Linked DNA regions of Homo sapiens: region 1 is linked to region 2. The links are chromatin loops, found by intact Hi-C in ENCODE. Cell type or tissue: right lobe of liver. All regions are shown on one strand. Each heading gives the region's core, and the rest is flanking DNA. Links, peaks and the distances in the headings are about the cores only. Region 1 has its middle 7.1 kb from the start of TERLR1. Region 2 overlaps CLPTM1L (CLPTM1 like).

Region 1 (2,906 bases), core at 215-2,714, 160 kb after region 2:
GGCTCATCCCCAAGGCCCACGTCACCCCAGCGGGGCCACAGGGCTCCTGCATCTGCCCTGGAGGAGCTGCCAGCTGGAGCATGGCGGTCAAACCTGAGGTGTGGCTGGAGCTATCACAGCGAAGTACAGGTCTCTCCTGAGGAGGCCCAAGGCCCTGATTCCATCCCTTCTGGAAACTTCCAGGTGCAGCAAGATGAGTGTGAGGCCGGGCTGGGCCCAGGAGAGAAAAGCAGGAGGGGGTGGGGGTGCCCACATCCTGGGGCAGCCACCAGGACAGGGCAGAGACATCCTGAAAGCATGGACGCCCCCCATGCCCAGCCAGAGAAAGGTGCCAGGGATGCTGATGGCTCATTGGTGGTGCCTCTCACATCCCTCAGCACCCGGCATTGGGCAGCAGCCAAGAGGGCAGCCATGGGGGGCCTCGTGATCACGGATCAGTAACCTTTGTTCTGAACGGGGTGGTTTGTTTTCATGGAGGAGCCGAGTTTGTAAGGCCCAAGTTATTGAGCAGCAGCTTCCTAAGTCACGAGACCCTGAGGCCTCCCACCTCCCCAAGGCCTGGAGCTAAATCCGCAGGGTCAGCTCCACCTCCGACATTCCTCCTGGTCACCTTCACCCCTGCCCTTGTCTCTACCTTTGCTTTCCAGGGAAGGGGAAGCAGAGTGTCCACCCACCAGGGCAGGAGGCCGGGGGGCAGGGGAGACAGACAGCAAGACACAGAGGCAGAGAGACAGGGAGACAGACAGAGAGGCAGAGAGAAACAGAGACAGAGAGACAGGGACACAGAGAGGCAGAGAGAAACAGAGACAGAGAGGCAGAGAGAGATAGAGACAGAGAAGGAGGGAAGAGGAGAAGAGAAAGGACAGAAGGGGAGAGAGGGGGCCAGTCCCCATGGTCCTGTCCCTGGCACCCACGGCACTCATGGGTGCTCCATGCTGGGGCCACTGCATTCCCAGGAGGGGCCGTGCCCCAGATGCTCTGGTCCCTGGGTGGGAATTCCCAGGACACCTGTGCGTGTGGCGCTCTGGGCACCTGCCAGCCAGGGGACGCTGGCCTTGCACTGGCACTGTGCCTCTCCTATGGGCATCACATTCCTGGCTGTGTTTACTGCTAGGTTATCAGGAGAGCCAGTGCTTACCCAAACGTGGATCTTTGCGGAAATAACCCAGAGATAAGCTGGGACAGGCTGCAGTTTGACTTTCCTCTGTGTCAAGATAACAGCTGAGATCAGCGGGTGGCAGCGGAAGCACAGAGAGGGGCTGTGACCTCCTCTCCACAGAGTGTGTCAGATGGGGCCCTGGCTGCCCTGAGTGGACGACATCCAGGGAGGCTGCCCGGCCAGAAGCCCTGGGCCTGGAAGCAGCCAGCTTGAAGCTTGTGGCCTGGAGGCCTGGGGGCCAGAGTCCTGCACGGAAGCCCTGGTCCCATCCATGGAACCCTTCTGCTCTATGGTGCACAGCTGGGAAAAGTGAAGGGACACCCCTAGTTATTGTAGTTATTGTCAGAGAAATAACCATAGTGTAAATGTGTGTTTTTGTAACTTTTGTGATTATAAAATACAGTTTTGTAACATATTTGGAAAATGCAGAACAAACACGGAGAGGAGAAGTGTCCTCATTTCACCATCCATGGGGGCGAGAAACAGCCAATTCAGCATTTTCCATCCTGACGCATGTGTGCATATGTACACGCATATCACACATATGTGCCAGTTCCATTCTGACACTTGTGCAGATGCACACGCATATTACACATATGTGCCAGCTCCATCCTGATGTGTGCAGATGTGTAAAGATGCACAAGCATGTTACACATGTGCCAGCTCCATCACGACACGTGTGCAGATGCACACACATCACACATGTGTAAAGTTCATCATGACACGTGTGCAGGTGCACACACATGTTACACATATGTGCCAGTTCCATCCTGACATGTGTGCAGATGTGTAAAGATGCACAAGCGTGTTACACATGTGCCAGCTCCATCACATGTGTGCAGATGCACACACATATCACACATATGTGCCAACTCCATCCTGACATGTGTGCATATGCACACACGTATCACATGTATGTGCCAATACTCCCTCTGGGAGTTGGGGGAGGAGCTCCTTCCACAGACCCTCCAGGCACTCCAGGTACCGGGTGACAAAGGGTGGGCTGGGTCAGCCCTCATTCTACAGATGAGGAAACTGAGTCCTGGGGACAAAGAGACCACTCAGGGTGGAGGCCAAGGGGCACCAGACCCCAGGTCTCCTTCCCACAACCCAGCCCAGTCCAATGGCCCTGCTCACCTCCCAGCCCCATCCAGGATAAAGCCCTCCCAATGGCCTCTCCCAGAGGAGCCTCCCCAGGCAGGACCAGCCCCATCTTCCAGCTGGGGGCCCAAGCATCCGCTAGGGGCCTGGTCAGTAAATGAACCCAGGTCCTCAGACTAGCAGCTCAGCCACCCCTGGCCTCCATGGCCCAGAAGAAAGGTCCTGGGATGTGGGCACAGTGTCCGTGGGTCCCGGTGAGGGGGAGTGGTCCTCACCTCCGTCCACCTGACCCCAGGGCGTACAGGGGCCTCCACTGCAGGGGAGGCTCGGGTGCCAGTCTCAGCCCCAAGAGGCGCCAAGTTGAGTTTGTGGATGGGACAGAAGGGGCGTCCAAGGCCACAGCCTGACCCGACCCCGCAGCACCTGGGTTATCCCTGAGCTCCTTCTCCAAGCACCTCTAGAATCCTGTAAAATGGTTTCTAACCAATGGTTTGTGATTAACCGTCAACTGGGGAGGTGTCTTCTCAGTGGCCTGTGGTTTTCCAAGAAGCACCTGTGACCCTGTTGAGCACCTGCAAAGAGAACCTGGGCAGAGCGGGGTCCGCCTCTGTGGAACATTCCAGGAGCTCTGCCTGCCTAGCACCTG
Region 2 (2,906 bases), core at 211-2,710:
TGCTTCAGCCTTGTGGCCTCAGGTGGGTTATTGACCTCTCAGCCTCCTGAGATGGAGGCAGGAAGTGCGGGCCGTTTTGCTTTCGGCTGTAGGCGCCCACACCTGTGCCGAGTTCTCAGGACGCGCACGCGTGCGCGTGCACACACACACACACACACACACACACACACGACTCGTAAAGCCCTGGGCAGGTGGGTTTCATTTTTAGTACTTCTGAGCTAAAATTAGTTTATTGAAGCAGCTTTATAAAGGTATTTGAATAGGTTCTAGAGACCCAGAATATAATATGTATGTAGTGGAAATGATTGTTCTGTTTCAGGACAGTTAATGTTTCTGTACCAAAGAAAACGAGAAACAATGGGACGCTGTATGCCTACATCTTCCTCCATCACGCTGGGGTCCTGCCGTGGCACGACGGGAAGCAGGTGCACCTGGTCAGTCCTCTGACCACCTACATGGTCCCCAAGCCAGAAGAAATCAACCTGCTCACCGGGGAGTCTGATACACAGGTGAGGGTCTTCATGGGTTACTGATAACAGGCTGTGCCTCTCCGTCAGAACGGACATGTCTTTCTCCACACAGGTGGGCGATGTCTAGGGCTCCAGTGACTTTGTTGGGAGTAAAGCCAAAAGCCATTGGAATGTTACTGGCGTGCATTTCTGACTTTCAGCTGAATCATATCCATGAGTTTGCAGACAAGTTTTATCTAAAATTAGGGACAGTTGAAGTGATCGCTGGCATTCTCGATGCAGAGTCCCTCGGGGAATGGGCCCTCTCAGTCTCTGGGGGCACCTACTGCACCTGGTGGGATGGAGCGCTGGTCCTGCAGAGCTGGCCTGCAGCTTCTCACCAGGAGCTCTGGGGATGAGAGCTGGGCTCATTCTGCATTCTGTGTAGGACTGGGCTATTCCTAGATGTTTATTCTAAGAATGTAATTGGAGATCATGGAAAAGGTAGAGGTACAAGTTGTAGTTTGTACATCTGTAGAAAGGTGTATGCGCAAATAAAAACTGGAAGTCACTTAAGTGATCATGAATACAGGCCAAGGATAAAGCAAGGGAATTCTGACACCCACCTTTGTGTTGAGTGGAAGGTGAGATAATTTACAAAACAAGGCCGGGCGCAGTGGCTCATGCCTGTAATCCCAGCACTTTGGGAGGCTGAGGCAGGTGGATCACCTGCAGTCAGGAGTTCGAGACTAGCCTGGCCAACATGGTGAAACCCCGTCTCTACTAAAAATACAAAAATTAGCTGGATGTGGTGGCACGCGCCTGTAATCCCAGCTACTCAGGAGGCTGAGGGAGGAGAATCGTTTGAACCCGTGAGGTGAGATGATGCCACTGCATTCCAGCCTGGGCGACAGAGGGAGACTCTGCCTCAGAAAAATTTACAAAACAAGAAAGATGGCAGCTTTCCAGGAAGAGGCTGTGAAATTGTTCCAGACAGAGAGAAAGAGAGGTCTCTCGGAGTTGATGGGGTTTTGAAAGCCCTACCAACACCTGCTCCTGCCTCTCCCCAGTTTGCATCTGTCTCCTTAGGAACATCCCTCACCTGCCCCTCTCCGTGTCCCCTCATCTGGGGCCCCCATCCCTCCTCTCCAGTGTCCTGAAAAGTGGGTGGGGTGATGGGCATGTAGCATGTAGCGCAGGAAGCCTCCCTTGCAGGTAGCAAATGTGAGGAGGTGTGGAAAACCGTTTGTAATGTAAATTATCGCTAAACTGCATCTTTAGGTAGGAAATGGGTGAGGCGATAGTGCTTCCTAGGATGTATCAGATCTGAGCCGAGCTAAGATTTCCCTGTCAGTCCATGTCCTGTTTAACTTCATGTAAGAGCCGTGTGTAATCCTCAGTATGTCTCCTTTAGGCAGCCCCACATGCTTGGTTTTAGAAGCTGACTCCCTCTCAGTCTCCTTACAGCCACAGGGCTGTGTGAGCCCTGGACTTGCACAGTCTTCTGCCAAGGTCAGGGGGCTCTCACCCTCTCAACTTCTGAGAAGTGGGCCCACTTAGTTTGAGGACCTCAAAAAAGGAATTGGTGAAGTCCGTGACCACATGTTGCAAAGCAGCACCCCCTGGCTTCCGTGGAGATAAGGATGGGGGGCTGTTTGGCGAGAGTCTGGCGGAATTGGCAGCTGTGGGGCCGCTGTGCCCTCTCTGCTGGGCTCTCCCCCGGTTGTGCCTGTGCGTGGCCATCTGTTCACAGGTTAGGGTGCCGACCCTGCTGTCCGGGCGCGGTTTTTCCATGTGCGTGGCCATCTGTTCACAGGTTAGGGCGCTGACCCTGCTGTCCCGGGCACAGTTTGCCCGTCTGTGTGGCCATCTGTTCACAGGTTAGGGCGCTGACCCTGCTGTCCCGAGCACAGTTTGCCCGTCTGTGTGGCCGTTCTCTTCACAGGTTAGGGTGCTGACCCTGCTGTCCGGGCGCGGTTTTTCCATGTGCGTGGCCATCTGTTCACAGGTTAGGGCGCTGACTCTGCTGTCCCGGGCACAGTTTGCCCATCTGTGTGGCCATCTGTTCACAGGTTAGGGCGCTGACCCTGCTGTCCCGAGCACAGTTTGCCCGTCTGTGTGGCCGTTCTCTTCACAGGTTAGGGTGCCGACCCTGCTGTCCGGGCGCGGTTTTTCCATGTGCGTGGCCATCTGTTCACAGGTTAGGGCGCTGACCCTGCTGTCCCGGGCACAGTTTGCCCGTCTGTGTGGCCATCTGTTCACAGGTTAGGGCGCTGACCCTGCTGTCCCGGGCACAGTTTGCCCGTCTGTGTGGCCGTTCTCTTCACAGGTTAGGGTGCTGACCCTGCTGTCCGGGTGCGGTTTTTCCATGTGCGTGGCCATCTGTTCACAGGTTAGGGCGCTGACCCTGCTGTCCCGGGCACAGTTTGCCAGTCTGTGTGGCCATCTGTTCACAGG

The links. A loop is a pair of places that touch in the nucleus more often than their neighbours do. Peaks named below come from ENCODE experiments on the same cell type or tissue, not always from the same donor. Only the 100,000 strongest peaks of a DNase experiment are listed, where the experiment ranks them.
Region 1: it touches region 2 in a loop (4-fold over the local background); 6 of 110 quality-filtered maps call a loop at or near these places.

The regions. Positions count from the first base shown.
Region 1 is chr5:1,184,220-1,187,125 of GRCh38, reverse strand. No RefSeq gene overlaps it. Among named protein-coding and RNA genes, the nearest start is that of TERLR1, 7.1 kb to the right of the region's middle. RefSeq lists an enhancer at 1-208. In right lobe of liver, for the core only: a CTCF peak has its summit at 1,059; a DNase peak (open chromatin) is centred at 1,235; H3K27ac peaks cover 2,500 bases.
Region 2 is chr5:1,339,274-1,342,179 of GRCh38, reverse strand. CLPTM1L (CLPTM1 like) reads left to right here. Exons shown (of 17, transcript NM_030782.5): 3 at 320-509. Among named protein-coding and RNA genes, the nearest start is that of CLPTM1L, 4.4 kb to the left of the region's middle. RefSeq lists a cis regulatory region at 1,194 and an enhancer at 1,122-1,266. In right lobe of liver, for the core only: a CTCF peak has its summit at 1,350; a DNase peak (open chromatin) is centred at 2,489; H3K27ac peaks cover 2,188 bases.